Regions from separate parts of the Homo sapiens genome. Here region 1 is linked to region 2. A link is a loop called in an ENCODE intact Hi-C map of the cell type or tissue named here. Cell type or tissue: Calu3. All regions are shown on one strand. Each heading gives the region's core, and the rest is flanking DNA. Links, peaks and the distances in the headings are about the cores only. Region 1 overlaps PTPN22 (protein tyrosine phosphatase non-receptor type 22). Region 2 holds the start of BCL2L15 (BCL2 like 15).

Region 1 (4,399 bases), core at 86-4,085, 50 kb before region 2:
AGAATATGGGTATTTTTCCATTTTACAAAACAACAGTATAGGATAGTCTTCTGTATTTCTATACAAACATTCAGTTTTTATTAAACATTTTAAATGGTATTACAAGAAACTGCCACCAGATGGCACATGACGATATTGTTACAATCCCTGAAAATAAGGGTATGTTTTTATTAATTAATTTTTTTTTGAGACGGAGTCTCGCTCTGTTTTTTAATGATGCAGATGCTCAGAGAAGTTTAAGGTATAAGAAAAGAAAATACATTTAAATGTTTAAAAATGTATAAAATAATCTAATCACAGAAGGAACATCTTAGATCCAGATAAGATATTTTTGCAACAAAGCTACAAATGATCTACACAACTATTTATTAAGAAACTCTACAATAAATAATGTTATAGAGCAAAAGTTTTCTCCACCTCCTATCTATGTAGAATGTGCTTTACAAATTATTTGATGATATACCTAAGGGAGTTAAACTTGTTCATTGCTTTCCCTCATCATCTTCCACATCAAATTATTGTCATCATCTCTAACAGGGTGCTCATTTCTACTTTCAAACTAATCAGTAAAACAGAACAATATGCATTATATGCAAAAATACAGAATTATAAAAGAGACAAAACATGAAAGTAAAGGTATACATATGATAAAATTTTTACACAAAATACTAAACATGTATTGTCATCTACGAGATTACTACAAAAGAGCAAGAAATCAGGTTCTCCCCTTCCAAATCCTGCAGGAAGATAATTCAATTTTTAGCAATATGTTCAACTCATTTTAGCCACATAATTGTGCAACAAAAAATCTGGGTGCTATTGATCAAATTTTTTTCTGCTCTTCCTTTGGAAGCTGCTTCTATATGTTAAGAGTAAATTCTGAAGCTAGGTGTGGTGGCTTGCACCTGTAATCCCAGCACTTTGGGAGGCCAAGGTGGGAGGATTGCTTGAGGCCAGATTTTCAAGACCAGGCTGGGCAACATAGCAAGACCCCATTTCTAAAAAAAAAAAAAATTAGCCAGGCATGGTGGCGTGTCCCTGTGGTCCCAGCTACTTGGGAGGCTGAGGTGGGAGGATTGGTTGAGCCCAGGACATCAAGGCTGCAATGAGCAATGTCCACACCACTGCACTCCAGCATGGGCAACATAGTGAGATTCTGTTTCAAAAAATATTTTTAAAAAACAGTATATTGTGAGCCTTTGATATACATTTCTAGAAATGAGGCGTGCCTTCTTTAGAAGCACTCCTGCTGGTACAGATCCTGTACCAGATCTTGATTGCCTCCATTGTTGCCTGTTTCATGGAATATTATGTTTGATGTTGCTATTTTCAACTTATTACAGCATTAAAACACTCCTGGAATGTATTTATTTGAGGAGTAGCAGGAAGAAGAAAGAGAAGGAAGCAGGCTAGGCGTGGTGGCTCATGCCTGTAATCTCAGCACTTTGGGAGGCCGAGGCAGGCAGATCACGAAGTCAAGAGATCAAGACCATCCTGGCCAACATGGTGAAACTCCATCTCTGCTAAAAATACAAAAATTAGCCGGGCGTGGTGGCGCGCGCCTGTAATCCCAGCTACTCAGGAGGCTGAGGCAGGAGAATTGCTTGAACTCTGGAGGCGGAAGTTGCATTGAGCCAAGATTGCACCACTGCACTCCAGCCTGGGTGACAGAGCGAGACTCCATCTCAAAAAAAAAAAAGAAAAAAAAGAGAAAAAAGAAAGAAAGAGAAGAAGCAGAGGAGAAGAGGGAAGAGGAGAAGAAACCAACTATTCTATAGAAACAAAATGAAATCTAAAATTCTATGCAAACTTTAAAAAATAACTTACCTAGTACAGCTGACTCCTGGTTCAATAGTGAGGAAATATTGGTTGGAGAATTCAGTGATAAAGAATCATGTGAATTGTAATAAGAGAAGAGGGATGTAGAGGATGTTGGCAACAGAGAAGAAGGAAAAACAGTTCCATCTTGCTTCTCAGGTAAATCAAGAGACATCTTAGAACTGGTACCACTTGGAGGCCATGATGAAAAATAAGGATTTTCCACTAAAGGTATGTAAGAATATACACCAAGAGCACTAGAGTCATGGTGCTTTACATTAGAGGCATTACGTATTTGGTGTTTAGAGTCATATGGCAGTGAATAATTCAGTTCTGCTGAAGAAACATGCATTACTTTTTGAGCCTGCATCTCTACAAAACAAGAATCATGTGGTTGAGATTCCAAATAAGAAAAGTTTTCCTTGCTGTCCACCTCCTTGGTTTCTCTCTGCTGTATCAATTCAAAAGGAGTTGATTTGGTCCGTGTTATTGGCACCTTTGAATTAAAATATCTTCCTGCTGCATTTACAGGTTTAGAATTAGAACATCCCTCAAACAAAAGAGAGCCCAAATCCAAACTTTGATGCTTCTGAAGAGGCTCCCCAACTATTGGAAATGCCTTTGTCTGCCATTTCATGGTTGTGTCAGCATTTTTGTCAAAACTGTAATTTAGCTCCAGAAAGTCAAAAGAAGTGCTTGATTTAGCAGGGTGCAAAACTAGCTCTTCTTTTGCACTTATTTCAGAAGTCCTAAAGTCAAAGGAAGAAGATTCTTTGATTTCCATTTTTGTCCTTTGTTGGTTCATCATTTTTGCTGCTTTTGTGGTACTAAAACAAAAAGAAAGCGTAATGATGACACCATACCCCAAACAGGCCGCTTCCTAGCATCACAATGATGTATAAGCATGAGATTCATCTCCCAGACACAATTAGTCAACATTTAGATATATAAAATTGTACTCACCTTTTTGGTAAATTAGGAGAATAAGAGTCTGCTTGGAGAGTGTGATTTTTCTCAGGAATACAATGCTTTGCTTGACTCTTTAAAAGAAATAAGTCAGAGGCTGGTTTTCAGTGAAGCAATGTCAATAAGATATTTTAATATTTAGAAGGCTGAAAAGTAATTTTTCAGGAAATAAAAAGATTTAAAATAATTCATGAAAGAGTTAGATTAGCTTCCAAAATATTGAACTCAGCAAGAACTCGTTCATATACTGAGATGGCCAGAATAAAGGATTAATAGTATTATAGAAACTAGAAAGGATTTGTGTATATCATCATCTTTTCAAATGTGGGAGTTTTAAAAATGTTCTTTGGTGGGTAACTTTAGTCTCAAAAACACTCTGCCTTTAGAAATTTCAGCATCTCAGCCCTTTACAGGTACTTATTAGGTCTCTGGACCTATTTCATCTTGTTCTACTCTTTTCCTCCTCACTATGCTCTAGGTATACTGGTTTTCTTGCCATTACTTTAGCATGCCAAACTTATTTCCAAGTCAAGGCTTTTACACTTACTATTCCCCCTGATTAATATATTTTTGCTCCAAATTTTGCATGGCTGGCTCCTTCTAAGTAATTAGATCTCTGCTTAACTGTCATCTGCATAAGGAAACCTTCCCTGACCACCCAACCTAAAATCACATTTCTTCCCCTGTCCAGCCATGCTCAATCTTCTTCTTTTTTAAGAGACAGGGCCTCGCTGTATTGCCCAGTCTGGCCTCAAACTTCTGGGCTCAAGCAGTCCTCCTACCTCAGCCTCCCAAGTAGCTGGGACACTACAGGTGTGTACCACAGTGCCTGGCCTCAATCTTTTTTTTTTTTTTTGAATTAAGTTAGGGTCTTATTCTGTTACCCAGGCTGGAGTGCAGTGGCACAAACATGGCTCACTGCGGTGTTGACCTCCTGGGTTCAAGTCCTCCTCTCACCTCAGCTTCCCAATCCTTATTTTTTATAGCAATTATCATATTATGAAATATGTTATTGTGGTTCATAGAATCTTAAAATATAATTGATTATAAAATATATCTTCATTTCAGAGATGTTAAAATCCATTTTGAACATCTCAGTTGATGCAGAAAAAGCGTTTGACAAAATTCATGTTAAAATCACTTAACAAAATAGGAATATAAGGAAATGTTCTCAACATGATAGAGGCCATATATGAAAACCCATAACTAACATCATATTCATACATGAAAGACTTAAACTTTCCCCTAAGATCAAAAACAAGACAAGAATGCCAACTTTTACCACTTCTATTCAACATAGTACTAAAGTTCTAGCCAAAGTAATTTTTTTAATTAATTTTGTTCTTAGGCAAGAAAAAAAAAAGCATTCAAATTGGAAAAAAAGGCTGCGCACAGTGGCTCACGCCTGTAATCCCAGCACTTTGGGAGGCCAAGGTGAGTGGATCCCTTGAGGTCAGGAGTTTGAAACCAGCCTGGCCAACATGGTGAAAGCCCGTCTCTATTAAAAATATAAAAATTAGCCGGGCATGTGGTGCACACCTGTAATCCCACCTATTCGGGAGGCTGAAGCAGGAGACTTGCTTGAGCCCAGGAGGCGGAGGTTGAAGTGAGCCGA
Region 2 (4,399 bases), core at 322-4,321:
ACCTCCCGGGTTCAAGCGATTCTCCTGCCTCAGTCTCTCAAGTAGCTGGGATTACAGGCATGGGCCATCACACCCAGCTAAGTTTTGTATTTTTGGTAGAGACAGGGATTCTCCATGTTGGCCAGGCTGGTGTTGAACTCCTCACATCAAGTGATCCGCCCGGCTAATTTTTGTATTTTTAGGTAGAGACGGGGTTTCACCATTTTGGCCATGCTGGTCTGGAACTCCTGACCTCAGGTGATCCGCCCAGATGGGCCAGGCGCGGTGGCTCACCCCTGTAGTCCCAGGTACTTGGGAGGCTGAGGCAGGAGAATTGCTTGAACCCGGTGGGTGGAGGTTGCAGTGAGCCGAGATCGCGCCACTGCACTCCAGCCTGGGTGTGACAGAGTGAGACTCCATCTCAAAAAAAAAAAGCATAGGCTGGGTGTGGTAGCTCACGCCTATAATCCCAGCACTTTGGGAGGCCGAGGTGAGTGGATCACCTGAGCTTAGGCATTCAAGACCAGCCCGGGCAACATGGCAAAAACCCATCTTTACTAAAAATAAAAAAATAAAAAAAATAGATGGGCATGGTAGCACTTGCCTGAAGTCCCAGCTACTCAGGAGGCTGCAGTGGGAGGATCGCTTGAGCCCAGGAGGTGGAGGCTGCAGTGAGCTGAGATCACACCACTGCACTTGAGCCTGGGTGACACAGTAAGACCCTGTCTGAAAAAAAAAAAAAAAAAAAAGATACTATACTTTGCCAAGAATAAAGTGTTATAAATGTGCTCTGTGCACACTAAGCACAACAGCTGTGATGAAGACCAAGTAGAGACAAACTGAAGGTTCATCAGCCTATGCCCAAAATTTTCCATCTCTGTACCACTTAGGTTTTAGCAATTGGAGAATTCTTGCTATACTTCCTTGAAATATAAGCACCCAAATATTTTCATAGAACATTCCTAGTCACTGTAGTATGGGAGTAGTAAGAAAAGGAAGTTTGAAATAGAAAAAAAAGCAGCAAACAATAGCATGAAGTAGAAACTTGACCTGTCCCTTAATGGTTTCTGCAATGACGTTTTTGGCAGAAGCTTCCAATTCTCCGTTGAACTGGTCACCCAACATCCGAAGGCGACCAGCAATGATAGCCACATCAAAAGAACAAGGCTCTCCTATGACAGAGGGAACACATTTGTTACAATGCTTGAAGCAATGGCAAGTCCCAGGAATCTGGGCAATGAGAAAAATTTGTCTTGTCTTTTAAATAATTTTCATATCATGATCTCCCAAGAGCTTAAATGTTCTGTCAACACCAATAGTCAGAAAGTTTCCCTTCATTGAGAACCTCTTTCGCTTTAGGTGTTACTGAAAGCTTAGAGTTTGCCTTTTGAAACTTAAAGGAAATAAATAAAATATACTGTTTTTTTTTTTTTGAGACCGAGTCTCTGTCGCCCAGACTGGAGTGCAGTGGCGTGATCTCAGCTCACTGCAACCTCCGCCTCCCAGGTTCAAGCAATTCTCATGCCTCAGTCTCCCATGTAGCTGGGACTGCAGGCATGAGCCACCACACCTGGCTAATTTTTCTACTTTTAGTAGAGATGGGGTTTCACCACGTTGGCCAGGCGGATCTCAAACCCCTGACTTCAGGTGATCCACCCACCTTGGCCTCCCAAAGTGCTGGGATTACGGGAATCAGTCACTGCGCCCGGCTGAAAACATACTCTTATTGACCTGCAATCACCGCCTAGGGCAGGAACCTTACCTGAATCTACTTCATCTACACAGCATAGGTTCCGGCTGGCAACCTGCAATGTTGGGCTCAAGAAGTCCATGAGTAGAGTGTTCACAATGCATTCCGTTTGTTCCTCAAAAGTTTGGGAGCTCTTCATTTTAGATGTTTGCTGTCAAGTTTTGCTTTTCCACGAAACAAGCAGTTTTCAGCCCAGCAGGAAGTTAAAAACACTGGTAAATCAACAAATGTTTCTACCTCTTGTAGTTTCCTGACATGTAATCCTGGAACTTTTCCCACTAGCTTTCTTCAAACACAGCTGCTCAGAAAGGTGGGACTTCTCAGAAGGATTACCTACTTGGAACTGGGGAGACTTTAAAGACTTTAGGTTCTCTATCTCAGACCACACCCTAACCACATAAAATTAATGCTTAACTTTTATCGTTAGGTAGCCAACCTAGAACTGAAATAGAGTTCAGGAAGAGCCTCTGGAGTAATTTTATTAAGAAATACTTCCTCGACTTCTTAGGTCCTGCACATGGTATAATTTGAAGGAAGGTTTTGAAGTTACAGTGGACCAGCGTTCAACTTCTGTTTATGGAATTTATTTGCCATAATCATATAATAATTACTTACTGAACAAGGAACTATAGTTGGCACTACAAGTAACATAGAAAAATGATACAGGCACAGTTACTGTGCTCATGAAGCTTACACTTCAGCAGAAATGACAGATATTAAATGAGTAATCGCATTGTTATTTGTGCTATTGAGATCAGTGCACTTTGATCAGTGAAGTGTAACAGGGAATCAAGCCTTTGATCAGTTTAATAGGGAAACAAACCTAGGGGACTGGGAAGGCTTCCTTAAAATAGTACCATCTGACATGAGCTCTGAGGAATAAGTAGGCATTCATTATGCAAAAAGGAGGCATAACACTATTCTAGGCGGAGAGGTAGCAGATATAAAGTCTGGGAAGGTTAAAAAAAAACAACTTGGAATTATAAATGGGGACAACAGAAAATATTTCATAGATAAATTATGAGGATTAAATAAGATAACATGCGGAATGGCCTAGCACTGTTTGGCATACAATAAATGTTAAATGTCCTCCTTTTAGCCCAAGACATAATGACCAGGAGGAAAGAGATCTGAGATTCTCTGTCTAGCAAAAGGATTTTCCTAACAGGGTTGGACTCCATCATTGTTTTAAGAGATCTCATGATTGGACACTTATCTGTAGTGGTTGCCTTCTTAACGTAGCTAAACCTAGATTTTGGGTCTGGGTCTCAGAAGCAGCCATCAAACCTATCAGCAAACTTACCACTCAACCTGTCTGACCTGGTGAAGTTATTAATATTAACAGCTCCAACTAATAAAAGAGTCAAGCATAGGCCGGGCATGGTGGCTCATACCTGTAATCCCAGCACTTTTGGGAGGCTGAGGCGGGCAGATAACCGGAGGTCAGGAGTTCACGACCAGCCTGGCCAACATGGCAAAACCCATCTCTACTAAAAAATACAAAAATGAACTGGGCGTGGTGGTGCATGCCTGTAATCCCAGCTACTAAGGAGGCTGAGGCATGAGAATCGCTTGAACCTGGGAGGCGGAGGTTGCGATGAGTCGATATTACGCCACTGCACTCCAGCCTGGGTGACAGAGCAAGACTCTGTCTCCAAAAAAAAAAAAAACAAAAAAAGATTCAAGCATAAACAGTAAGTCAGTTGTTCAGAATGGAATTTCTATCTTGCAAAATATCAAAGCCAATCTTGTGTTTTCTGTTCCATTCTAAAACACATACAACCACTGCACACCTATTAAAATGGCCAAAATCCAGAACACTGGCAAAACCAAATGCTGGTGAGGATGTGGGTCAGGAACTGTCATTCATTGCTGGTAGGAATGCAAAATGGTACAGCCACTTTGGAAGAGTTTAGCAGTTTCTCACAAAACTAAACATCCTCTTACCATATGATTTAGCAATTATACTCCTTGGTATCTACCCAAAGGAGCTGAAAACTTATCTACACAAAAACTTGCACATGGTTGTTTATAGCAGCTTTATTCATAACTGCCCAAACTTGGAAGCAACCAATATGTCCTTCAGTAGGTAAATGAATAAATAAACTGTGATACATACAGACAATAGACATTATTTAGTGCTAAAAAGAAATGAGCTGGCTGGGCGCGGTGGCTCACGCCTGTAATTCCAGCTACTCAGGAGGCTGAGGCAGGAGAATTGCTTGAACCTGGGAGGCGGAGTTTGCAGTGAGCTGAGAGGGCACCATGGCACTCCAACCTGGGTGACAGAGCAAGACTGTGTCTCAAAAAAAAAGATCAGGCCATGAAAAGATGAGGAGGAATTTGGGTGGTAATTGGACTTTGGGTAATAATTGATGAGGTAAGTTCATCAGTTACAACAAATTGTACCACTTTGATTGAGGATGTTGATAACAGAGAAGACTATGCTTGTGTTGGGGCAGAGGGTATATGGGAAATCTCTGTACCTTTGTTTCAATTTTGCTTTGAACCTAAAACTGCTCTTAAAAAGTCTTAATTTTTAAAAATGATCATAAATTGCTTTTGGAGTAAGAACACAAATTATGTTCCCATGTAGCTAAAGTGCTATTTTCATTTGTCATTATCTGTCGCTCATTCTCTCTAGAGGCAAAAGGGCTGAAACCTCATTAT

What was found. Hi-C counts contacts between places; a loop is a spot of excess contacts. Peaks named below come from ENCODE experiments on the same cell type or tissue, not always from the same donor. Only the 100,000 strongest peaks of a DNase experiment are listed, where the experiment ranks them.
Region 1: a loop joins it to region 2, with 4 times the contacts of the local background. A loop is called at or near these places in 20 of 110 quality-filtered maps.

The regions. Positions count from the first base shown.
Region 1 is chr1:113,835,763-113,840,161 of GRCh38, forward strand. It overlaps PTPN22 (protein tyrosine phosphatase non-receptor type 22), which reads right to left. Exons shown (of 21, transcript NM_015967.8): 12 at 2,782-2,858; 13 at 1,828-2,645. The region is part of intron 3 of AP4B1-AS1 (AP4B1 antisense RNA 1); the gene reads left to right. Among named protein-coding and RNA genes, the nearest start is that of AP4B1-AS1, 25 kb to the left of the region's middle. In Calu3, for the core only: no CTCF peak of the experiment used is centred there; no DNase peak of the experiment used is centred there.
Region 2 is chr1:113,885,508-113,889,906 of GRCh38, forward strand. It overlaps BCL2L15 (BCL2 like 15), which reads right to left and starts at 2,074. Exons shown (of 4, transcript NM_001010922.3): 1 at 1,742-2,074; 2 at 1,030-1,151. The coding sequence starts at 1,868. The region is part of intron 3 of AP4B1-AS1 (AP4B1 antisense RNA 1); the gene reads left to right. In Calu3, for the core only: no CTCF peak of the experiment used is centred there; no DNase peak of the experiment used is centred there.